Linked DNA regions of Homo sapiens: all the other regions are linked to region 1. The links are chromatin loops, found by intact Hi-C in ENCODE. Cell type or tissue: heart right ventricle. All regions are shown on one strand.

Region 1 (8,000 bases):
TTCTTTTCTCTTTTCTTTTCTTTCTCTCTTTCTTTCTTTTTTTTTTTTTTTTTTTTTTTTTGACGCAGTCTTGCTCTGTCACCCAGGCTGGAGTGCAATGGTGCGATCTCAGCTCACTGCAACCTCCACCTCCCCGGTTCAAGCAATTCTCTGCCTCAGCCTCGCAAGTAGCTGGGATTACAGGTGCGCACCACCATGGCTGGCTAATTTTTGTATTTTTAATAGAGACGGGGTTTCACCATGTTGGCCAGACTGGTCTTGAATTCCTGACCTCAGGTGATCCGCCTGCCTTGGCCTCCCAAAGTGCTGGGATTACAGGCGTGAGCCACCTCATCTAGCCTAAAATCTCCTAGTTTCTAAATGTTAAGCCCTGCAGGCTACTTGGACCTATGACGTGTGAGCTCTGGTTCAGTTGGGCTTTCAGGGAGGGCCCCCTCAGCTCCACCAGTAGGGATTCTGATCCCCCCTCAAGGATGCCAGGGGGCACAGGGTGTGTGTGTCTCTTACTTAAATCCCCAGCCCGTGCCGCCCAGGACGATGGCTGCAACCAGGACAGCCCCAGCAATGGAGCCAATGATGATGTTGGTGCCGCTGGGACCTGGGGAGGATGGCAGGGCTTAGCTGGCAAGGACAGGCATAGAGAGCAGGACAGACAGACCCCCCTCGGCCAGCTCCAGCCTCACCTTTATATCTCTCCGTCTCCCCCGTGGGTGGGGACGTGGGCAGGGGGTTATGGATACTGCAGTCTTTGCCTGTCCAGTCTGGCTGACAGATGCACTTCCCTTCATTGCTGCAGACCTAGAGGCAGGGCAGGGCCAGGAGAGGTGAGCAGGGGCCTGTCCCCTCTTGTAAGCTTCTCCCGCCATCCCAGGCTCCAGGCAGTCACCCCGTGGTGGGAGCAAATCCGGCGCTCCCCACTGCCGGGGCAGGTGCTGAAGTTGAAGGCAGAAGCTGGCAGGCAGCGATGGTCCAGGCACAACATGTTAGGCCCGCAGGCTGTGCCATCCTCCACATAGCTCAGGTCAGAGCCGTCCGCCAGCTGCACGTGGCCTCCCCTGGGGAAGTGACACAGCCAGCCTCAGCCCCCTGTCTCCTAACCCCCAGCACAGCTGCAACCTCCCCTCCCTAGTCTTGGTCCTGGCCAGCACCTGCAGTCCAGCTCCTTGCCCTGGTGGTAGAAGGTGACACTACTGATGTCTCCCACCAGGTCCCCTAGCCGAGGAGCTCCAGAGATGTTGACACAGAGGAGGAAGCCACACAGCACGTCCCTGTTGGGGCATATAGAGACAGTGAGCCCCAAGTTTGACCTCAGACTCAACTACTGAACTCTAATCTGCCCTCACCCTGCACCCTGCCACCTCATTTGCCACGTGCCCGCCCATTGGGACTGACAGGCTCCTCCTGGGAGAACCTGCTGCCCCATCTCTGAAAAGTCTCACACCTGCCCTGGAGCTGAGAGGCCCTCTGGGAGCCTCAGTACTCACTGCTTACTGCACTGGACCCAGCCAGATCCCTTGCGCCCACAGCTCCCACGCTCCGTCCCCTCCACATTCAGCTTCTCGTAGCAGAAGCGATCAGCAGCCGCTGTGGGGAGAGGATGCCAAGTGACCCCACGCGCCCCAGGACCCACCCCAAGACCTCAGGCCTGCATCTCCCACACTCTGCCTGGGTCCCTGAGATCCTGGGGAGCTACACACTTGGGGGCCTGTTCAGCTGGAACCCACTCTCCCCAGCTTCTCAGCTCTGGGTCCTCCGGAGTCCCCACTCCCAGCCCTAGCCAGACTCACCATGGCCCCAAAGAACCTGGCACTGCCGGTCCCGGGTTTTGCAGCGACCTCCGTAGCAGCGGCCCTGAGAGTCCAAGAATTAAGAGGCAAGGGATGGAGATGCTGAGTGGTCAGAGTGGAGACAAGAGACTGCCCTGAATCCCAGGCTCAGGGGGCAGCCATCATACCTGCTCATGGTCACAGTAGTAACCGTCCAGCTTGTGCAGGTTAGGCGGGCACTGTGGAGAGAGGGGTGGGGTTGAGCGGAGCAGTCCCAGGACTGGAGCTGAGGGCTGCCCCAGGGAGGAATGCTGGGGTACCAAGTGCCCCCCATTGGGGGCTCATGCCACAGGGCTCTTCCACGCCTAGGACAAGCGATCTGTCTGGTTCTGGACCCAGACCACACGGATTTGCAAGCCCCAGAGCCGCTCCAGCCTCCCTCCCTCGTAGGGCTGGGAGATAAATGCCTGGCATGTAATTAGGTTGTAATAGATGTTAACTAATATTATCGTCTACTCTGATCCCTAACCTACACCAGGCACCGGGCCAGGCGCTGGGAATACCAGCCAGACGATACATTCTGGTTTAATGATTGAAGGAACAAGGCCAGGAGCATGAAGAACCCCTTTCTCAGATAAGAAAACAGTCTGATCAGTGGAGGTCGATGCCAGCTGTGGAGAGGAGGGGAGTGCTGAGCACTCGTCCGGGAAAACCAAATCGACAAGGGTAGGGGTTGCCTCGCCCAGGGCTCCACAAGACGGCGGGGCCGGGCGGACCTGGCTAGAGTCCCCGGTGCAGGTCTCCGCGATGTCGCACTCGTTCACGGCCTCTCGGCAGGACACACCCCGTGGTTCGTACTAGGGAAGAGACGCGCTCCTCGAGTCAGGCAGGATGGATGCCTCGGCCCTGCCCTCCCCAGGCCCCTCGCTCTCTGGACCCCCACATCCCCGGGCCCTCCAGCTCCCCAGGGCCCCGTTTCAGGCCTGTTCTTATTTCCCTGCTCCCACCACCTCTTGAACGCTCCCCACCTCGCTCCCAGCGCACTCAGCACCGCCCCCAAGCCCGCCCACCTTCCCGCCCCTCCTTGATTCTGGGCAGCCTTCCCTTCCCGCTCCTCGTAGCCCCGCCTTCAACATCCTTCAGCCCCGCCCCTTGCTCCCCATTGGCGCTGTCTTCGCATCAAGCCCTGCCCCAGAGGCCTTCGTCCCCGAAGGCTCCGCTTCCCTCCCTAGCTCCCACCCCTTATATGAAGGCCTCCAATCGCTCCTCCTGCGTCCTGGCCCCGCCTCCCGGCCGGTCCTGCTTACCTTGCAGCGGCGACAGCAGAGCCCGTCGCTGCACATGGCGTCGTGAGTCAGGGTGCATTTCTTGCAGCAGTTGCCACCTGCGCGGCTGCACTCCTGAGGGACGCGGGAGGAGGGGAAGGAGGCGGGCGAGCCCTAATCCTCCCACTCAGACGCTCCCTCGTGCCCACCCCCGCATCCCGGTTCCCCACCTGGCGCCCGCACCACCGCTCACCTGCACCGAGCCGCAGTCGCACTCCTCCCCTGCCTCCACGAAGCCGTTCCCGCACTCTGGGGGGTCCAGGAGCTGGACCGGGAGGACAGGTCGGGAGTCTGGCCCGGACCCCGCCCAGGGCCCGCTCCCATGCTCCCCGCCGCGGGGCTGGTACCTTGAGGGGCTTGTTGAAGAGGCAGCTGCCACCACCCTCCTGCAGAAACTGGTTGTACTCGTCGATGCTACAGCGCGAGAACTTGCGGGGCAGGTAGAACCTGGATAGGGCGAGGGGAGGTGCTGCTGGCTGCTCCCCTCCAACCCACCCTCACCCCTCTCAAGGCTGGGGAGGGGGTACACTGGGGGACTTCGTCACCATCGCGAGGAGGCGGAGGATCTGCCCCGGGATTGCACCAGAATCCTCCCGCCTGTCCCTGTCGCTCCCATCCCCTCCGCTGAACCTGGGGACTCGCAGCCGCGCTGGAGGGAAGGTGTCTCCATGCGAGGCTTGGGCGGCGCCCAGTGGCCACGATGCGCACTGCAGCCTGGCCGGTTTTGGTGTCCCAGCAGGGAAATCTGGGTCTCCCGGGGCAGTGTTTGCGGAAAACTGGGCTTCTTGGGATCCTGAGTGGTTCTGTGAGCTGGGCCTCTTGAGCCCCCTGGTCCAGACTGCCAAACAATGCTCGCTCTAAGACTCCCCTCGCCCAAGACCTTCCCCCGGTTTGTCCCCAAGAACTCACCCAGTGTCCTCCATGATGCAGCCCAGCCAGATGTCTGGACACTTGCAGTCCCCTGAGGGGTGAGCCAGGCGGATATGAGGGAGGCCAAGGACCACCCCTCCCACTGTCACCCTCCCGTTCCAGAGCTGCTGGGCGTGGGCCACACGGGGGCCTCTGGGGGAGGATACCTGCCGAGCTCCGGTGTTTGTTCCACATCATGCCCAGGTTCTGTCCCAGCGTCTGGGCAAGGGTCACGGCCATCGCCCCCATGTTGCCGTACTGGGGGTGGGGAAGATGGGGCACAGATGTCTACATCTTCCAACAGGCACGTCGTGCCCCTGAAGCCCCTTTCCCTCAGCCGCCACCCCAGCCATGTCCCCCCACTGCTCACCTCGTTCACACCCCCGCCGTGGGACAGGGAGCATATGCCCCCCACGTAGGCTGCCCCGCTGCTCGTGCTCTGGAAGGTCCTGCCCCTGGAAGGGAGTGCGCTGTCAGGATGGCCTCCTGCCCTCCCCTGTGGCTCCCCGGGTGGTGGTGGGGCCTTGGGGAGCCCCTCACACTAGAGTCCTTCCTCAGGAGGTGAGCCTGGCCCTTTACATCAGCCTTGGTGACCCCAGGCAAGACCCTTCCCCCCCTCCTTGGGTTCTTTTTTTTCTTTCTTTTTCTTTTTTCTTTTGAGACAGAGTTTCACTCTTGTGGTCCAGGTTGGAGTGCAGTGGCACCATCTCAGCTCACTGCAATCTCCACCTCCTGGGTTCAAACGATTCTCCTGCCTCAGCCTCCCGAGTAGCTGGGACTACAGGTGCACACCACCACGCCTGGCTAATTTTTGTATTTTGAGATGGGGTTTCACCATGTTGGCCAGGCTGGTCTTAAACTCGTAACCTGAAATGATCTACCCGCCTTGGCCTCCCAAAGTGCTGAGATTACAGGCATGAGCCACCACGCCTGGCCCCTCCTTGGGTTCTTTTGCCCATAAGGCAAAGGAGAGGCTCCCAGTAGACCATCTCTAGTTGCAAGGCCCTTTTATTAGATTTTTTTCCCTACTAGGGCACTGGGTCCCTGAGGAAGGGATGCTGGGACAGTTTGAAAGGGGAAAGACAGAACTAAGGGGAGGTGAGAGGCAGAAGAGGACCACCAGGGCTAAGACAAGGGCATCAACCTCAGATTCAGGGGATGATGCCCAGCTGTTGCATGTGGCTGGGGGTAGGTGGCAGGTGCAAGGTGAGCCCAGTCCCCAGACTCTGAGAGGAGCAGCCAGCACAGGGCAGGTGTTAAGTAATCCCAAGCACTGTAGCAACTAGCAGAGGCTGGCAGGAGGTGCAGGGTGGGGGACTCACGAGAAGAGGTGGGTGGCATCACTGGGCTCAGGCAGACCCTCCCGTCGGTAGACCATGAGCCGGGCCAGGGTCTCCAGGAGGTCATCCTGCACCTGGATCTTGTCCCCATCTGCCCATGTTTCCATGGCAACCAGGACGATGCGAGTGTTGAGCTGCTCCTTGTATATCTGGGGAGAAGATGAGGGGGCTGGAGGGTGGGAGTGGGTGTTGGGGCCAGGGCTGGAGGAGGGCCTGTCTGTTCTCTCCAGGAAGTGGGAGCCAGGGGCTGACAGTGCCCCCTAATGTGTGTGGTGGGGTGGGGGGCATGAGGAGGAGGGAAGGGAGGGAGGGAGAGCTGCTTACCACATCGGCCAGGTTCACCACGGACTTGGCAAAGTTGCTGGTGAGGACCACCGACTGTCGCATCTGCTCGAACTGGGAGAGAGAAGAATGGGAGGAGGGCCAGGCTCCTCAGGGGCCTCCCAGTGTCACGCCCTGTCCCTGCCCTGGCACTCACCAGCTGGTGGTCGTTGATCACAATTAGCTCCACATACTTGGTTTCACTGTGCACTGTAGGGTGGCCCCGGCGGACCTGGGGGGTGGGTGGGCACTTGGAATCAGTCCCTTCCATGTCTGACTGATCTCATGGCCAAGCCAGGAACAGACTCGGTGGGGATGGGGGGGTCTGGACTCCAGCCAGGGACAGTGCCAGCTCCCCACTGGCAGAGGGTCCTGTCCTTCCTCAGCTTTGGAATGAGGGCAGGCAGCCTCGGTTTGCCCAGGATGGGGCCTCTGTAGATGCCAGCATTAGGGAAGGGGTGGGGGCTTCTCCCAGACACGGTCCCTGGCCCCCAGCCACATCCATCTGAGCCTTCCTTCGCCCCAGCCATAGATGAGGGTGCCCTCCTGCTCTGGGCCACGGCCTGAGGTCTCTCTGCAGCCCGAGGTCTCTGCAGCCCGAGGTCTGTGCGGGCCCCCGTACCTGCCTTTTCCTTCTCAGCCTCGGCCGGTTTGGAGGAGCCGACTGGGCAGGCACAGCAAACAGGCAGCCTGTGGGGAGGGGCAGGTGAGGGGGGCACAGCCGGCCCCTCCCCACCCCCCCTTCCCTCCCTTACCTGGTTCCCTGCATCCGAGGGGATCTGGGAGGAGAGGGGTCCGGTAAATGAGGTGGGGAAGGGGTCCCTGCAATGAGGGGAAATTAGTTCTTGGGGTGCCAACTGGGCCTGCTCCAGGCCCACTTGGCGGGGGCCAGATCCAGCCCTCGCCTCCACCCCACCCTGGGGTGACCCAGAACTGGCCACAGCTCCCATGTCGGATCTGATCTCCCAGATGCTCAGATTCCGGGGTCAAGACCTGGGGGCACCCTGAGAGACAGGGGCAAAGGACATTGGAGCCCAATGGGAGGTCACTTATGGGACAGATGGGACATTGGAGCTGGGGGCACAGGGGGAGCTGGGGCACAGGAGGGAGGGAACCAGAGCTGGGGTCACTGAAGAGGGCAGTGAGGCTGGGGTTACTGAGGGAGGAGCCGGAGGAGGAAGAGGTGGCAGCAACAGCTGTTGGGACAAGCTTGGCAGGGCCACCAGAGAGGATGGCAAGGGGTTGTGTGGGGCTTACCTGAGGGGCTCCCCAAGGTCCAGCCACCTCTTGGGGCTCCACGATGTAAGTCAAGTTCCCATCAGAGAAGACCCCACTGTGGAGAGAGAGGCGCAGCTCCCCTCCGTCCCCAGGCCTGGGCCAGAGGCTTCTCCCAGCTGCCCGGCCCCTCCCCATACTCACTGCAGCCCCTGGCAGGTGGAGAGGGCGGCGAAGGAGTGCGGGTTCCCCCGGAGCTTCCCCTGGTAGTAGCAGTGGTCTCCAGCCCCCTGAAGGAGCAGAACAGTGAGCAGAACGCTGGCATGAGGCCGGGGGCAGCCAATGGGCCTCAAGGCTTTTTGGGGGACACTGAAGCTGCCCTGTGTGCAGGTGGCCACAATCCCTGGGTATGCCTGGGGCTCTGGAGCCTGTTTCTAGATGGCTGGTGCTCCTAATTTGCCGTGCCACCCTGGGCAAGTTCCTAGCCCTCTGGGGTTAGGAACCTCTGGGCCTCCTTCACGTCATCTATAAAATGAGGAAGCTGGACTGTAGCAATGGTTTTTTTTTTTTTTTTTTGAGACAGGGTCTTGCTGTCGCTCAAGCTGGAGTGCAGTGGTGTGATCTTGGCTCACTGCACCCTCTGCCTCCTGGGTTCAAGCCATTCTCATGCCTTAGCCTCAGCCTCCCGAGTAGCTGGGATTACAGGCATGTGCCACCACACATAGCTAATTTTTGTATTTATTTATTTATTTATTTTTTGAGACGGAGTTTCGCTCTTGTTGCCCAGGCTGGAGAGCAATGGCATGATCTCAGCTCACTGCAACCTCCGCCTCCCGGGTTCAAACAATTCTTCTGCCTCAGCCTCCCAAGTAGCTGGGATTACAGGCATGCACCACCATGCCTGGTTAATTTTGTATTTTTAGTAGAGATGGTGTTTCACCATGTTGGCCAGGCTGATCTCAAACTCCTGACCTCACGTGATCCGCCCACCTCAGCCTCCCAGTGATGGGATTATAGGAGCCCAGCGTACAGCAAGGGTTCTTAGCCATTTGCTGGGGCTGGGGAAGGGATCAGACTCCTTTGAGAATAACAGGCAACATTTATTTAGCACCTACCATGTACCC
Region 2 (8,000 bases), 57 kb before region 1:
TTACTCTGTCACCCAGGCTGGAGTACAGTGGCGGGAGCTTGGCTCACTGCAACCTCTGCCTCCTGGGTTCAAGCAGTTCTCACAGACGCATGCCACCACACCCAGCTAATTTTTGTATTTTTAGTAGAGACAGAGTTTCACCATATTGGTCAGGCTGGTCTCGAACTCCTGACCTCAGGTGATCCACCTGCCTCATCCTCCCAAAATGCTGGGATTACAGGTGTGAGGCACTGTGCCCAGCCCACTATCCTTCTAATTTTTTTTTTGAGACCAAGTCTTGCTCTGTCCCCAGGCTGGAGTGCAGTGGCGCAATCTCGGCTCACTGCAACCTCCAACTCAGCCTCCCAAGTAGCAGGGATTACAGGCTCACACCACCACGCCCAGCTAATTTTTTGTATTTTTAGTAGAAATGGGGTTTCACCATGTTAGCCAGGCTGGTCTCAAACTTCTGACCTCAGGTGATCCACCTGCCTCACCCTCCCAAAGTGCTGGGATCATAGGCGTGAGCCACTGTGCCCAGCCCACTGGCCTTACTTCTTCTTTTTTTGAGACGGAGCCTTGCTCTATACCCAGGCTGGAGTGCAGTGGCACAATCTCCACTCACTGTAACCTCCAACTCCCTGGTTCAAGCAATTCTCGTCTCAGCCTCCGGAGTAGCTGGGATTACAGGCATGCGCCACCACGCCCAGCTAATTTTTGTATTTTTAGTAGAGACGGGGTTTAGTGCTGGGATTACAGGCGTGAGCCACTGCACCTTACTACTTCTTTTTTTTTTTTTTTTGAGTTTTGCTCTTGTTGCCCCAAGCTGCAGTGCAATGGCATGATCTCAGCTCACTGCAACCTCTGCCTCCCAGGTTCAAGCAATTCTCCTGCCTCAGCCTCCTGAGTAGCTGGGATTACAGGCATGCGCCACCACACCCATCTAATTTTTTGTATTTTTAGTAGAAATGGGTTTTCACCATGTTAGCCAGGCTGGTCTTGAACTCCTGACCTTAGGTGATCTGCTCCCCTCGGCCTCCCAGAGTGCTGGGATTACAGGCGTGAGCCACCGCGCCTGGCCAACTGTCCCTACTTCTAACGGCATGGATTAGTTTTGCTTGTTTTTTTTTTTTGTTGTTGTTGTTTTGTTTTTTTTTAAACGCGGTCTTGCTCTGTAACCCAGGCTGGAGTGCAGTGGTGCAGTGGTTCAGTGGCACAATCACAGCTCACTGCAGCCTCAACTTCCCCAGCTCAAGTGATCTTCCCACCTCACCACCTCAGCCTCTGGAGTAGCTGAGACTCCAGGCACATGCAACCATGCCTGGCTAATTTTTGTATTTTTTGTAGAGGTAAGGTTTTGCCATGTTGCTAAGGCTGGTCTTGAACTACTGAGCTCAAGTGATCCGCCCACCTTGGCCTCCCTAAGCGCTGGGATAACAGGCATGAGCCACAGCACCTGGCCAGTTTTGTCTGTTTTTGAAGTTTTTGTAAATGAAAACTTTTGTGAGATCCATCTTATGTGTAAATGTAGATTGTTCATTTTCATTGCAGCATAATGTACGTAACACAATTTAGCCATTCTACGGTTGACAGGCATTTTGGGTAGTTTCTAGTTTTTTGACTTATTATAAATAGTGCTGCTATGAATACTCTAGTACAAGTATTTTGGTGAACATTTGTACACATTTTCGTGGAATTGCCATGGAATTCCAAAGGCATAGTGTATTCATAGGTTCAGCTTTAGTAGTGTAGTGGCGGAAAGGTGTGACACCTTTCCTCATCCATCATAAGGATCACAGCTGACACTCCTATAACAAAACCCAGATTAACAAGAGAAGGGCATAACCAAGTTATTTAACCAAAGTTTTATGTAACACAAGAGACTTCGGAAATTAAGACCTCAAAGGGCCGAGTGCGGTGGCTCACACCTGTAATCCCAGCACTTTGGGAGGCCTAGGCGGGTGGATCACGAGGTCAGGAGTTCAAGACCAGCCTCACCAACATAGTGAAAACCAGTCTCTACTAAAAATACAAAAAAAATTAGCCGGGCGTGGTGGTGTGCGCCTGTAGTCCCAGCTGCTTGGGAGGCTGAGGCATGAGAATCAGTTGAACCTGGGAGGCGGAGGTTGCAGTGAGCCGAGATCATGCCACTGCACTCCAGCCTGGGTGATGGAGAGAGACCCGGTCTCTCTCTCTCTCTCTCTCACACACACACACACACACACACACACACACCCTCAATACCCTAGAACAATTGTTTTTATGCTTAGGTTCAATGCAGAATGGACAAGCAGAATGTGATCAGACAAAAGGGGTATGATCTAATTTAACAGACTGAGCGGGGAACCCAACAAGGCTTGTCGGTTCAAATTCTTCTTGGCTTCCCAGTGTAACATTCCTTCCTCCAGGGTATTCCTTCCTGGTTCCTCTGGAATGAGGGTCTTCAAGGGGGAGGAGAGAAGGGGGAGAGTGACCTTTCTGGTTTTATGGCTTGCTTTGGGGGAGAGGGGTTCTAGTTTCTATGACCCGCCTTGGGGAAGAGGAATTTTTATTTCTATGACTCGCTTCAGGGGAGAAAGGGGCGGGAGACAGGAGGGCAGGAGAAGGTCAGAGAGAGACTTTGCTTCTGAGGCCTTCCAATCTCCTTTAGTTCAAAGCACTCAGCACGCCAAAGCTCCATACTTTGGGATATTGTTTTCTTTCTTTCTTTTTTAAAGAGATGGGGTCTCGCTCTGTCTTCCAGGCTGGAGTGTAGTGGCATAATCATAGCCCACTGCAGTTTCCTGAGTAGCTGGGACTACAGCCACCACGCCCTGGGAAATCATTTTCTGAGCCTCAACAGTAGATATTGCCAGTTTTGCAAAGTCCGCTGGGCACGGTGGCTCATGTCTGTAATCCCAGCTCTTTGGGAGGCCAAGGCGGGCAGATCACTTGAGGTCAGGATTTGAGACCAGCCTGGCCAACATGGTGAAACCCCCTTTCTACTAAAAATACAAAAATTAGCCAGGCATGATGGCGGGCACCTGTATTCCCAGCTACTCCGGAGGCTGAGGTAGTAGAATCTTTTGAACCTGGGAGGCGGACATCGCAGTGAGCCGAGATCACCCCACTGCACTCCAGCGTGGGCGACAGAGTGAGACTCTGTTGCAAAAACAACAACAAAGTGATTTAGGCCAGGCACGGTGGCTCATGCCTGTAATCCCAGCACTTTGGGAGGCCGAGGCAGGCGGATCACAAGGTCAGGAGATCGAGACCATCCTGGCCAACATGGTGAAACCCTGTCTCTACTAAAAATACAAAAATTAGTTGGGCGTGGTTGCGTGCGCCTGTAGTCCCAGCTACTCGGGAGGCTGAGGCAGGAGAATTGCTTGAACCGGGGAGGTGGAGCTTGCAGTGAGCCTAGATGGCGCCCACTGCACTCCAGCCTGGCGACAGAGTGAGACTCTCCCTCAAAACAAAACAAAACAAAAAAGTTATTTGTACTAGTTTACAGTTGCAGGCTGTGAGAATTTTAATATTTTATTCAACAGGTACAATGATGTTGTTTCCTGTGTTATTTTAGTTACATGCTATTTATTATTTCCAGGTATTTTCAGAGTTTTCACCCTGGTCATTTTATTTTTTTCACTTATTTTTTTGAGACAGGGTCTCACTCTGTCGCTCAGGCTGGAGTGCAGTGGCGCTATCTCAGCTTACTGCAGCCTTGACCTCCCGGGCTCAAGCGATCCTCCCACCTCATGCTTGGAGTAGCTAGGATCACAGGTGCGCGTCACCACACCCGGCTAATTTTTGTATTTTTTGTAGAGATGGGGGTTTTGCCATATTGTCCAGGCTGGTCTGGAACCCCAGGGCTCAAGCAATCCGCCTGCCTAGGCCTCCCAAAGTGCTGGAATTACAGGCGTGAGCCACCGCGCCCATCCCACACTTGTCATTTTAAATACATCTGTAGAGAGGCAATGTGATAAGGCGTGGGGACAGACTACAGCAATCACAGGGAGAAGTACTTAAATGCTCCGAGGCCAAGCAGGTCATGAAATGATTTAAGCAGCTGAGTGGGGACATTGCCTACCCGGACAAGGTGACTCAAGAGGAGCTGCCATGTGAAAAGAGAAGCTCAAAGTAAGCAGCTTTTGACTTTTTAGGGAGGCCAGAAATCTGGATTTTAATATTTTGGTAACTAATTCATATTTTTGGAAAACATACTGGCCACACAAAACTGGTCAGTGCATTAGATGCCTAGCCTTCAAGATTTCCACTCTGGGGCTACCCCTTAGGGCTTGGCTTTGGGTGGGGGAGTTTGACTTGCAGCAAGTAACCTCACTTGTTAGCGCTTAATTTCCCCTCTGGTCAAAAGGGCAAAATAATAAAAGCCTGTCCATCGGCATTCTGATGCTCAGATGAGATCATTCCAGAGGTCGCCCATCTCTTTACTGAGCCTTCCTTTATTACCCAAAGTCTTACTCTACTTAAAGCATTTGGAGAATTTTCGGTTTCCTACTGGGCATTTTAAAACTGGGGATTCCTATGCATGAAAATTTTTCCCAAGTCCTCTGAATGGGATCCTGCTGGGATGCAAAGAGTTAAGAGGAAATAGCCTATTAGGGTCTTGCTAATCCGAGAAGTTCAGGACCTGAAAAGTATCTAGAGCACTGCTAAGAGCCCCGACTCTAGCTAGATCCACGCAGGGCCCGCCAGATCCTCGAGGAATTGTAGAGCAGAACCTGGGAGGAGACATTAGCATCCCGTGCTACAATGGACCAAGGCCTCGGCGGAGCGCGCAGAAGACAACTCTGGGCCCGCTAAACCAACCCAGGATACCCAGGTAAGGCGAGAACCCACGGCGCCGTTAGCGGCCCGCTCAAACTGAGGCGCGGCTGGCGGGGGACTCTCGCCCGAAAATCAGCTTGGAAGAATGAACTGTCCGGAGCGAAGTCTGCGCCCACCCGGGGTCCAGACTCCACGCGGGTGACTCCCACGCGCGCCGCGCCTCCGCCGCGTCCCGGACTATCCGAGAGAGCGGCGAGGACTCGACCGCGGAAAGTTGGCGCTCGCGTCGCTTCCCGCGCGTTCTGGGGCGCCCCCCTCCCACTCGAGCGCCACGTGCCGCGCGCCCCCCGCTCCCGGGCCGCGGCGGGACGCCCCCGCCCCCACCGCAGCGCGCAGTGCGCAGGCGCCTTCCCGCGGGTCGCGGCGGCGGGAGCGGGAGGCGGCGGCGGCGGCGGCAGCGGCGGGAGCGGCTTCTGCCTCGGCTGGAGACTGAGGCGAAGGCGGCAGCGGCGGAGGAGGTGGAGGAGAGGCGAGGGTGAAGGCGATGGCGACGCGGGGCACATGAGGCCGCGACCGGCGGGACGGGCCGAGGCCCGGCGGAGGAGGCGGCTCCGGGGGAACCCGCCGCCGGGTGAGGGGCGGCCGCAGGGCCGGCTGAGGAGAAGCGGGCCAGGGGCGGGGTCCCAGGGGGAGGCGGGAGAACTCTTGGGGAGCCCGGGGAGGGGCCGAGGAGAACCTCCGGAGGTCCGGGGAGGAGCGCGGCCAGAGCGGGAGAAGGAGGGGGGCGCCGCCGAGGGGTTCCCGCCGAGTCCGGAGGGGCGTCGCCGGCCCGCGTCCTGCCACTGTCCCCGGCGCACCCTCCCTCTTTGTCCCCAGGCGCGCGGCTCCCAAATCGGGAGGGAAACGGCTCGGGGGTGTCCTGGGCCGCGGAGGTGTCGGGCGACGGTCGGGGAGCCCGGACAGAAGCGGCGCGCACTCGGCGGCGCCCCGGCGGTGCCGACAACTACCCGGGCGGTTAGGGGCGCAGGGCGGAGCCGGGCCGCCCCTCGCCGCCCGGGCTCTTCGCGGGCTGCTCTTTGTCTCCCCGACCTCGATCCCTGCGTCTCCGGCGGCGTGCGGGCTCGTCTGAGGCTTCCCGCATCTCCCCGCTGGAACTCCTGCCTCCCGGGGGTTAGAGGAGGGTTCGTTCGAGGGCTGGAAGCGGGAAAGCGGGGCGGAAGGACTGGGCTCATCGCCTCCTGATTAACTCGTTGTCTTTACTTAAAATGACTTTTCCCCCACTTTGTCAAACTTGAGAACTGTTTTGTGTGTGTGTGTGTTTCCTTAAGTCTCTAGCTTCAAAATTAAGAGTAGGCGCTACCGCTGTGATTGTGGGCAGTTGTGTGGTTGGCGGCTGCGTTTGGAGCTCTGAGTTGAAAAGATGTACGTGAATGTATGGTTTAGATTTTGTTCTTTTTTTTGCGATTGTCTGATTGGGAGTACTTTTCCTTTGCGAAATGGGCGAATTTGGTTTTCTTTTTGTTCATTGAGAACTGGCAGTGATACCGATTTCATTATGCTCATGCTTAATTTTGTTAGCATCAAGACGATGTGAAATCGAGTAAGTTAAGTTTGAATAAGTTCAGGCTGAGGGTCATCTTGTATGCCTGATAAGTCTAAATTTGTTATATGTTTGTGTCGTGTATACGTTCAAGTGAATATATGTGAAAGCGCTATAAAAAATCAAACTACATAAATGAAAGGGATTTTAATTTCCTGATAAGCAGGAAACAGCATATCTCCAGTACTTTAATATCTGTAGAAAAATGCGTTAATAATGTCATTTAGGAATAAAATATTTCTCTCCCTAGAGAGGGTTTAGGTATTATTCAGAGTAAAAGAGCAAAAAAATTTCAACCTCAGAGGGTATGGAAAAAAACAGAAAAATACCCTTACTTCCAGAGCTCCTGATTAAAATATTGTGAGTTGTGGGTTAAGTTTACTGATTTAAAAAAAACTTAGCATAGAGTTGTATCACTGCAGTTGCTTTGAATGTCTTAAGTACTGTGTAATGTCAGAATTAAACACGAACTAACTTTTCTGGGTAGAAGGTAAAAAGCTCCAATAAACAGATCTTAGTTTTCCCCAGATTTTTGTGCCCAGAGTGCTGTAGGCAAAGGGCATATTGAAGAGATACATAGAAGTTGTATGGAAGGTCTGTTAATATTTGTCCTGATTTGTAATGGCTTAATATTATTTACTACTTAAACTGTTGTGCATTTTTCCAAAGCATTTCAAACAACCTCTTCAAAAGCCAGCACTTTTAACTTTTGAGGTTGTGTGACTTAAGAATTGTTTTCTACCAGAAACAGTTCTCTTAAAAAGTTCTACCACAGTTCTCTTAAAAAGGAGCAAAGGACCTGGTAATTTTCTCTGTAATCAATTCATGCAGGTAAAATTGAGTTTTAGCCTTTAATCCAGAGGACTTAATTAACATATCTCCAGCATAACAATCTTACTTATAAATGCTGTTATCCTTTGTCAATTAAATTTTATTCTTATATTTGTATAAGTCAGCCAAAGGGAAGGAATGCAGGGTTGTGTTTCTGATTAGTCCACTTCCCCCCAGGTCCAGGCTTGCCTATCAATTGAGTAATGAGGATCTTAGAATACAGGATATATAATTTAAATCCAGAGCATCGTTCTCTTAACAAATGCTTAGTGTTTGTTCCATGCCTAATTCAATGCAAAGTGATGAGTTCCAAAAAATATTGCTTTATTTGTTGTATGTTCACATTTCAAAATTGGTGAGGTGTGTTCTTTTTTCTTTTTCCTTTTCCTTTTTTTTTTGAGATGGAGTCTTGCTCTGTCGCCCAGGCTAGAGTGCAGTGGCTGGGACTACAGGTACCCGCCACCACGCCTGGCTAATTTTTTTTTGTAGTTTTAGCAGAGATGGGGTTTCACCATGTTAGCCATGATGGTCCCGATCTCCTGACCTTGTGATCCTCCCGCCTCGGCCTCCCAGAGTGCTGGGATTACAGGCGTGAGCCACCGTGCCCGGCCATCCTTTTTTTTTTCAAAGACATTGCTATGATGCCCAGGCTGTCATAGTACACTGCAGCCTCAAATTCCTGGGCTCAAGCCATCCTCCTGCCTCAGCCTCCTGAGTATACCCAGCTAATTTCTTTTTTCTCCTCCTTTCCTGTCCTGTCCTGTCCTTCCTTCCTATAGTTAAGTTTGACTAGGGGGTATGATTACTTATTTCTGAACTTATG
Region 3 (8,000 bases), 350 kb before region 1:
AGGGTGTCTCGGGGTCTTGGCAGCCCTTAGGAAGGATGCGAGTTTGCGGTCGGCCTCCGCAGAAGAGGCTGGCCTCCACAGCAGCCCTCCAAGCCGCGGCCCCACAGAGGCGGCCACAGCCACACTGCTCTGGCAGGACTGGTCTAACAGCCTACGTCCGACAGCCAAGGCTCTCACCTCAGATTTGGGGAAGTCAGTCGTGGAGAAGGAATGTAACTGTGGCTCATTGGAACATCACAGAGGCAGCTGGCACTGGGTGGGTTACACAGGTGGTGTCTTGCAATCTTCCTCGACTTCCTAGGTGGGAGGTGAATCCTCATTTCACAAGTGAGGAAACTGACTCAGAGACGGCAAGGAATTTGCCTATGACCACACAGCCAACAAAGGGCAAAGTGTGACTGGCACCCCGGTGGTGCCCCACCACATGGGCCCTGGTACCCTCTCAGAGTCTGGGAAAAGTGGGACCCGCAGGGCAGTGGAGGGCTTGAATGAGAGGGTGTGTGCGAGAATGTTGTCTGACGTGGAAAGGACCGCGCCACTGAAGTGCTGCGTTGGACCTGCCATTGGTAGAATAGTCAGTGATGGAGAGGCTAGGTGTGGAACTCCGGAACAGAAGGACAAGGCTGCCAGGGACCCCGTGTAGAACTTGGGGCAGAATTCAGGGGTCCTGATTGCCAGTTTTGCCTTCTTGTTACCTCGACTCATTCCACCTGAGCGCTGACTATGTCTGGGCGCTGTGCCTGGCACTCTGGTTACTGAGACATAGGACACCATCTCTACCCTGCCATCCATTCAACTGTGCATGCATTGGACAAGCACTTATGCGGTGCCCATGGTATGGTACTATGGTACAAGCACTTGTGGAGTGCCTATGGTATGCTCCACCCTGGGGCTCTTGCATTAGAGAGCTGAGGTTCCAGCAGGGAGATCAGACAGTGAAACAAAGGAACAGGACCTTGGGGGTGGGGGAACAGGGGGCAGCACATGAGGGGCTGGGGAGCCAGCAGGCCCTGGCTGGCCCCAGCTGAGGAAGACGGGAGTGGCAAAGGGGAGAGGCTGGGGGTGGGAGGAGCTCCTCCAGGCCCTCCCTGGAGAGTCATGGACTTTATCTGGAGGGCATCAGGAGCCCCAGAAAGGGCTTGGGCAGGAGTGAGTGTGGAGAGTGGGGGGCAGGTTGGATGAAGGCAGGGGCGAAACAGGGAGACCCAAGGAGGGAGGCTGAGGAGTTAGTTGGGCAAGGGGTGGGGACCAGACTTGGGGGACACCCAGGATGGACCCCAGAACTCCCAGGAGATAGACTGGGCTGGACTCTGTGATCGACAGGTGTCATTCTCTGGGCTAAGAAATGGTGTGGTTTGGGGATGGCTGAGGGCAGCCCTGGGAGTCAGCCCTGGCAGGGTCACGGGTGCCGCGGAAGGGCTGAGGGGAGGCCCCATGCCCATTGGCCTCTTCATCCCACACGTTTGCTGAGCGCCATTAGTGGGCCAGGGTGCTGTGCCAGGGGCTGGGGCTACAGAGATGAGTAGCACAGAGCTTTGCCCTCAGGGAGTGCACAGTTTAGTGGGCAGAGTCACATGCAGACAAATAATTACAGCTGAGCCCGGGCCTCGGTACTCATCAGCTGAGTAAGGCTGCACGGGAGCTCTGGGCACCTCATCAAGGTGACACTCTCGGGAACTACATAGATATCAGAATGTCATCTAGGTCACCCTCATTCCTCACCACTGCCCTGTCCTGCTGAGTGACTGCAGAGAGAGGAATGTTGAGTCCGAGTCTGTTGGGAATGTCCCTTCCCCAGGCCATAGGGAGTCCAGGGACAGGGTGGAGAAGGAAACCCAGTCTTGGGGCCCAGCCCCTTGGGCCATCAGAGGCCAAGGCCTAGGCCTGTCACCCAGGTAGCCTCCCCCGCCTCGCTCTGCCCCTGCCATCACCACACCCCTTAGCCTAACAGAGAATAGATTTTATATCAAATCAGGTCAAGGGACTAGGGCAGGGAGTGGCTTAGAGGGGCCTGAGGAAGGAAAATCCTTTAGGGCCACACTAGGGAGACCCAGATGAGCGGGGAAGGAGGAAGAAAACACCCCCACAGTGAGTGGGAGTCCTTTGTCCCCCCTCCAGTCCCCCGCTCCTGGGCTGGGCTGCGGACTTGCAGGGAATCATTGAAGAGAGAGGAGCGCTAGAGCCCAGTGAGCACCCGCCATGCGTGAGGCACTGTGCTGAGCTTGCATCAGACCTGATCCTGCTTAATCCTCAGGCATCCCTGTGCGGGAGGTGCTGTCCTCATGTCACATTACAGACGGGAAGCTCAAGGCGGAGGGGTGAAATCACCGCCCAAGGCCACATGCCTGCCTGCTGCCAGAGCCTAGTTTTCCATGATGGCTCCCAGTGAATACTTTTTGTTGTTGCTGTTGTTGTTAGTTGTTTATGAGACAGGGTCTCATTCTGTCACCCAGGCTGGAGTGCAGTGGCATGATCATGGCTCACTGCAACCTCAAATTCCTGACCTCAAGTGATCCTCCCACCTCAGTCTCCCAAGTAGCTGGGACTCAGGAGACTGGGAGACTGGGTACCACCACATCCAGCTAATTTTGTTTCTGTTTTTTGTAGAGTTGGGGTCTCACTGTGTTGTCCAGGCTGGTCTTGAACTCCTGGGCTAAAAGAATCCTCCTGCCTTGGATTCCCAAAGTGCTGGGATTACAGGTGTAAGCCACCATTCTTGGCTAGCCTGATGAATACTAATGAACAATTTTGTCACTGTCCCAGGCGCTTTTCGCATATTATCTCATGTAATGCTCACACTAATATGAGGTAGGTGGTACCAGTAGCCTTCTCTTACAGATGAGGAAACTAAGACTCAGAGAGATTTGGTAACTTGCCTAGGGTTCAAAGCTGGGAAGTAGCTGAGAGAAAATTTGAACCCAGGCAGTGTGGCCCAGAGTCCGTGCTTGTCACACAGTGACTGATAGAGAAGCTGATACCTGCAGGGGGCCTCCTGGCCGCTCCTCTCCCATGGGGGCCCTGCCAGCCCCCAGGAGCGTCCTCACAGGGCTGCCAAATAAAATACAGAACACCCGGTTAAGTTTGGAATTCCGCTAAATGCGGAATATGGAATGTATTTATACTAAAAAATTATTCTTTATCTGAATTTCACATTTAACGGGTGTCCTGGATTTTCTCTGGCCACCCTGTGTCCCCACAGCCCCGTGTGTGCCTGTGCCCTGATGCTCCGCCCCTGCCCCTCATCCTCCCCATGGGCAGAGGCCTGAGTGGGCAGAATCCTGCCCCCTTGCCTCCCCAGCCTACACACACTACCAAGTGCCCCTGAGCGAGAGGGCTCGGCCCATGGCCTGCCTGGGATGTCTTCCGCAGGGTGAGTGGGACTGCTGTGGGTGACTTGGCAGGTGAGGGTCTTCAGAACAACCCCCAGCCCTGGCAGGTGCCTGGCCTGGGTGGTGGGTAAGCTGGGTGGCCCTCCAGTCTAAGCAGGGGCATGCCAGGTGGGACTAGGGGGCTGGCTCTGCCAGGCCCTGTGGTCCCCCTCACATCTTTCCCTGTCCCCTACCCTGACTTCCGCACCCAACCAGGTTTCATGCCTGTTCTGGCCCCAGAGAAAAGGGTGCTGCCACCCCCACTTGCTGTGTCCCACCCGGGGCCAAGGGAAGCACCGCCTGCCTTTCCTGACTTTGTTGATTCTCCAAGGAATGTTATGGACTCTGGCACCGAGCCCCCGCCAGGCTCCAGCCCTGGGTGTGGCAGCCAGCTGGGTCACGGGGGACATGCTTGGTGCCTGAGGTGTGGAGGCTGCCTGCTGGCTAAAGGATTAGGGTGGGAGGGTCTTTGGGACCCCTCGCCATTGTGTGTCCTCTCCTAGAGCCTCACAGCCCCGGCCACCTGGAAACGCTCTTTCTCTACTCCCTGCTCGGCCTTGGCCACAGCTGCTGGCTGTAGCAGTTCCCTGCATGACTCGCATTCCTGTGGAGCCCTGTGTGCACCTCCCGAGTGCGAGCCGCCTATTTCCCCCTGGCTGGCCCACCTTCCACCCTCTCCACCCATGAACCCTGTACGCACACACACACTCACACGCACACACTCACACACATTCACTCACACTCATACACACACACTGTCTCACGCACACACACACTCCCCACCTATGCATACACCCCACACACACCCTGCCCTGCCTGCATGCCACCCCTCCGGGACACGCCTGGACAGAACTCCCACCCTCCCTGCCAGCTGCCCTGGCGCCTGTCTCCACTGCACAGCCTCTATATCCATCCCTGCCTGGGGGCGACCTGCACTATCTTCAGCACACAGGGCTTGTCCTCTCTGAGCTCAGTGGTGCACCTGTGAAAAGGGTGGGATTTGGGGCCCCTTCCAGCTCTGACATGAGGTAGTTTCTGGTCCCTGGTCTTGGCTACCCTTACAGAACTGCTCAGGCCCCAGACCATCCACGCCCCAAACCGCCCGGGCTGCAGGTGGAAGTTGAGAAACTGGGCCTGCCCTTTCCTCAGCACGCCTGACCCCTCTCTGAGGCTGAGATAAGCGGGCAGCTTGGGAAGGTGTCTGAGCCCCAGCTGACAACACTGAATTGGGCGGGAGGTGCCGCTGTCCTGGTCTGGGGAAGGTACCCCCTGGAGGCCATGGGACTAAGGGGACAGATGGATCAGAACACGTGGGTGCCTCTTTCCACCCGGGGCACTAACTCACTTCCCCAGAGCCCTGCCTCAGTTTCCTTCTTTGTGATCATTTACTGAGCACCCACTATGGGCCAGGCCTAAACCAGGCTCCATGTGCTTGTGCCTGTTGTGGCCACACACAGCCCTTTGGGGTCAGACTCCCCCAACTTCCACCACATTTCAGCCCCACCGGGTGCCGACCTGGCTGTCTGCTTCTTTAACAGCATTTTTGAGATATTCATTCACATACCTTATAATTTATCCATTGAAAGTACACAGTGCGGAGCACTTTGGGAGGCAGAGGCTGTTGAATCACTTGAGGCCAGGAGTTTGAGACCAGCCTGGGCATCATAGTGTGACCCCAACTCTACAAAAAAATTTAAAAATTATTCAGGCCTGGTAGTGCAAGTCTGTAGTCCCAGCTCCTCGGGAGGCTGAGGTAGGTGGATTGTTTGAGCCCAAGAGTTTGAGGCTGCTGCAGTGAGCCATTATTGTGCCACTGCACCCCAGCCTGGCTACAGAGCAAGACCCTGTCTCAGAAAAAAAAAAAAAGTATACAATGGTTTCCAGCATATTATATCATTAAACTTTAAAAATTATGGTAAAATAGGCCGGGTGCTGTGGCTCACGCCTGTAATCCTAGCACTTTGGGAGGCCGAGGCGAGTGGATCACTTGAAGTCAGGAGTTCGAGACCAGCCTGGCCAACATGGTGAAACCCCATCTCTACTAAAAATACAACAATTAGCCGGAAATCACTTGAACCCGGGAGGTGGGGGTTGCAGTGAGCTGAGATCGTGCCACTGCACTCCAGCCTGGGCAACAGAACGAGATGCTGTCTCAAAAAAAAAAAAAAAAAAAAAAAATAGGCTGGGCGCAGTGGCTCATGCCTGTAATCCCAGCACTTTGGGAGGCTGAGGTGGGCGGATCATGAGGTCAGGATATCAAGACCATCCTGGCTAACACGGTGAAACCCCGTCTCTACTAAAAAATACAAAAAAAATTAGCCAGGTGTGGTGGCGGGCACCTGCAGTCCTAGCTACTCAGGAGGCTGAGGCAGGAGAATGGCGTGAACCCAGGAGGCGGAGCTTGCAGTGAGCCAAGTTCGTGCTACTGCACTCCAGCCTGGGCAACAGAGCGAGACTCCATCTCAAAAAAAAAAAAAAAATATGGTAAAATATATATAATGAAATTGGCCATTGCAACCATTTTTAAGTGGTTAATTCACTGGCATTAATTACATTCACGCTGTTGTGCAACTATTACTGTTGCCTATTTCCAAAACTTTTTCATCATCCAAACAGAAACTAACCATCAAGCAATAACTCTCCATTACCTCCCCATTCCAGCCCCTGGTACCCTCCCAGCTACTTTCTGTCTCTATGAACTTGCCGCTCTGGGTACCTCACATGGGTGGAATCACATAGTATTTGTCGTTTGGGGTCTGGCTTCTTTCACTTAGCATGATGTTTTCAAGGTTCATCCATGTTGTAGCGTGCATCAGATTTCACTCCTTTACATGGCTGAATACTATTCCATTGTATCGATAAACCATATTTTGCTTATGCACTCATCTGTCTCATATGTTTTTTGTTTGTTTTGTTTTGTTTTGTTTTTTGAGACGGAGTCTCGCCATGTCTCCCAGGCTGGAGTATAGTGGCACAATCTCAGCTCGCTGCAACCTCTGCCTTCCGGGTTCAAGCATTCTCCTGCCTTAGCCTCCCTAGTAGCTGAGATTACAGGCGTGGGCCACCATGCTCGGCTGTTTTCTATTTTTAGTAGAGACGGGGTTTCACCATGTTGGTCAGGCTGGTCTCGAACTCCTGACCTCAAATGATCTGCCTGCCTCGGCCTCCCAAAGTGCTGGGATTACAGGTGTGAGCCACCATGCCCAGCTAATGTTTTATGTTTTTAGTAGAGACAGGGTTTCACCATGTTGGTTAGGCTGGTCTCGAACTCCTTGCCTCAAATGATCCACATGCCTCAGCCTCCCAAAGTGCTGGGATTGCAGGTGTGAGCCACCATGCCCGGCTGATGTTTTATATTTTAAACAGAAACAGGGTTTCACCATGTTGGTCAGGCTGGTCTTGAACTCCTGACCTCAAATGATCTGCCTGCTTCGGCCTTCCAAAGTACTGGGATTACAGGTGTGAGCCACCATGCCCAGCTAATGTTTTTTATTTTTTGTAGAGACAGGGTTTCACCATATTGGTCAGGCTGGTCTTGAACTCCTGACCTCAAATGACCCGCCTGCCTTGGCCTCCCAAAGTGCTGGGATTACAGGCTCATCTGTTGATGAGCACTCGGGTTGTTTCCACCTTTTGGCTTTCGTTTGCCCTCATTTTCACTGCTATTATTTTGTGATTGTCTCCACCCACTCAGTCACTGGCCCGGCAGCTACAGGATCAAGGCAGAGATGGTTCAAGTAGATACAAACCCCACAGGAACAGTAGGAGGTGGGCGGCTTGTGCACCTGCTCAGAGCAGGTAGGAACAAGGTCAAGGCGACATCTGTGGGCTTGGGCCTGGCAGGACCTATAAATGTCTACTGGGTGGCTGGATGGAGAGCCACGGTCCTCGCAGCATCGCTGCCCTGGCCCTGAGCCCTCCCTCTGACCTTGCCTCCTTACCTCTGTTGGCCCTGCCCTTCCTGCTGGACACCCCAGTCCTCTCACTGCCCCAGGGTTCAGAAGCACGAGCAGTGGGGACACAGAAGCACCCAACCAGGGACTCAGCACCTGGCCCCGCCTGGGACTGCACCCTCCTTCTGTTTGGCTTTTCCACTGGGTGTGTGTTTGGGGGGCAGTGCCAGTTTGCGGGGCAGCCTGGAATGTCACCCCTTCCCCCAACAGGTTCCTGGGGAGCTGAGGGTAAGGGGCCAGAAGTAGGGGCCCCCTCCATTGGGAGCCTGCCCAAGTGGGGGCCCAGTCAGGCGTTCAGGCTGCCTGTGTTGATGGCCTGTTTGCAGAAGGCTCTGGACAGAGCAGGCCCCGGTGACTCACCCCCATTTCCGGCCTTAGTCACTCATCTCCCCCACACCCATGGGCTTGGCATCAGAGGGCTGGCCTAGGTAGGGGAGGCAGCCCCAGCTGCAGAGCCTGGTTGTCATGGCAATGAGCAGTCCCCCTTCCCATGGCCAAGGGGGTGTAGGAGGATGTGCCTAAGTGTAGTGGCGCTGCAGGCTCCCCTCTGCCCTCACCGTGTCATTGCTCAGGATGGGACCATTTAGAGGCTACCTGGACCTGGTTGGGGGGGGGGTCTGGTGAGCCCCTCGGCCTGGCACGTGCCGTGTACACCCAGCTCTTTGTCTGGAAAGAGGAG

Evidence for each region. A loop is a pair of places that touch in the nucleus more often than their neighbours do. Peaks named below come from ENCODE experiments on the same cell type or tissue, not always from the same donor. Only the 100,000 strongest peaks of a DNase experiment are listed, where the experiment ranks them.
Region 2: a loop joins it to region 1, with 3.0 times the contacts of the local background. A loop is called at or near these places in 43 of 110 quality-filtered maps.
Region 3: a loop joins it to region 1, with 4 times the contacts of the local background. A loop is called at or near these places in 52 of 110 quality-filtered maps.

What each region holds. Positions count from the first base shown.
Region 1 is chr17:44,770,750-44,778,749 of GRCh38, reverse strand. It overlaps ADAM11 (ADAM metallopeptidase domain 11), which reads right to left. Exons shown (of 27, transcript NM_002390.6): 5 at 7,081-7,166; 6 at 6,919-6,994; 7 at 6,417-6,483; 8 at 6,284-6,351; 9 at 5,819-5,893; 10 at 5,665-5,736; 11 at 5,323-5,489; 12 at 4,371-4,455; 13 at 4,168-4,258; 14 at 4,001-4,052; 15 at 3,439-3,538; 16 at 3,285-3,356; 17 at 3,074-3,166; 18 at 2,543-2,623; 7 more. Among named protein-coding and RNA genes, the nearest start is that of ADAM11, 16 kb to the right of the region's middle. RefSeq lists enhancers at 1-107, 2,202-2,702 and a silencer at 2,540-2,859. In heart right ventricle, CTCF peaks have their summits at 3,580 and 3,791; DNase peaks (open chromatin) are centred at 2,919 and 3,789; H3K4me3 peaks cover 1,551 bases; H3K27ac peaks cover 785 bases; H3K27me3 peaks cover 2,189 bases.
Region 2 is chr17:44,827,439-44,835,438 of GRCh38, reverse strand. It overlaps GJC1 (gap junction protein gamma 1), which reads left to right and starts at 5,152. Exons shown (of 3, transcript NM_005497.4): 1 at 5,152-5,377. RefSeq lists enhancers at 3,547-4,520, 4,521-5,494 and a silencer at 5,550-5,839. In heart right ventricle, no CTCF peak of the experiment used is centred here; DNase peaks (open chromatin) are centred at 4,748, 5,398, 5,869, 6,056 and 1 weaker place; H3K4me3 peaks cover 4,071 bases; H3K27ac peaks cover 4,350 bases; H3K27me3 peaks cover 1,038 bases.
Region 3 is chr17:45,123,894-45,131,893 of GRCh38, reverse strand. The region is part of intron 1 of PLCD3 (phospholipase C delta 3); the gene reads left to right. It also overlaps a transcript of ACBD4 not described here. Among named protein-coding and RNA genes, the nearest start is that of PLCD3, 4.6 kb to the left of the region's middle. In heart right ventricle, no CTCF peak of the experiment used is centred here; DNase peaks (open chromatin) are centred at 2,252 and 3,751; H3K4me3 peaks cover 2,330 bases; H3K27ac peaks cover 6,078 bases.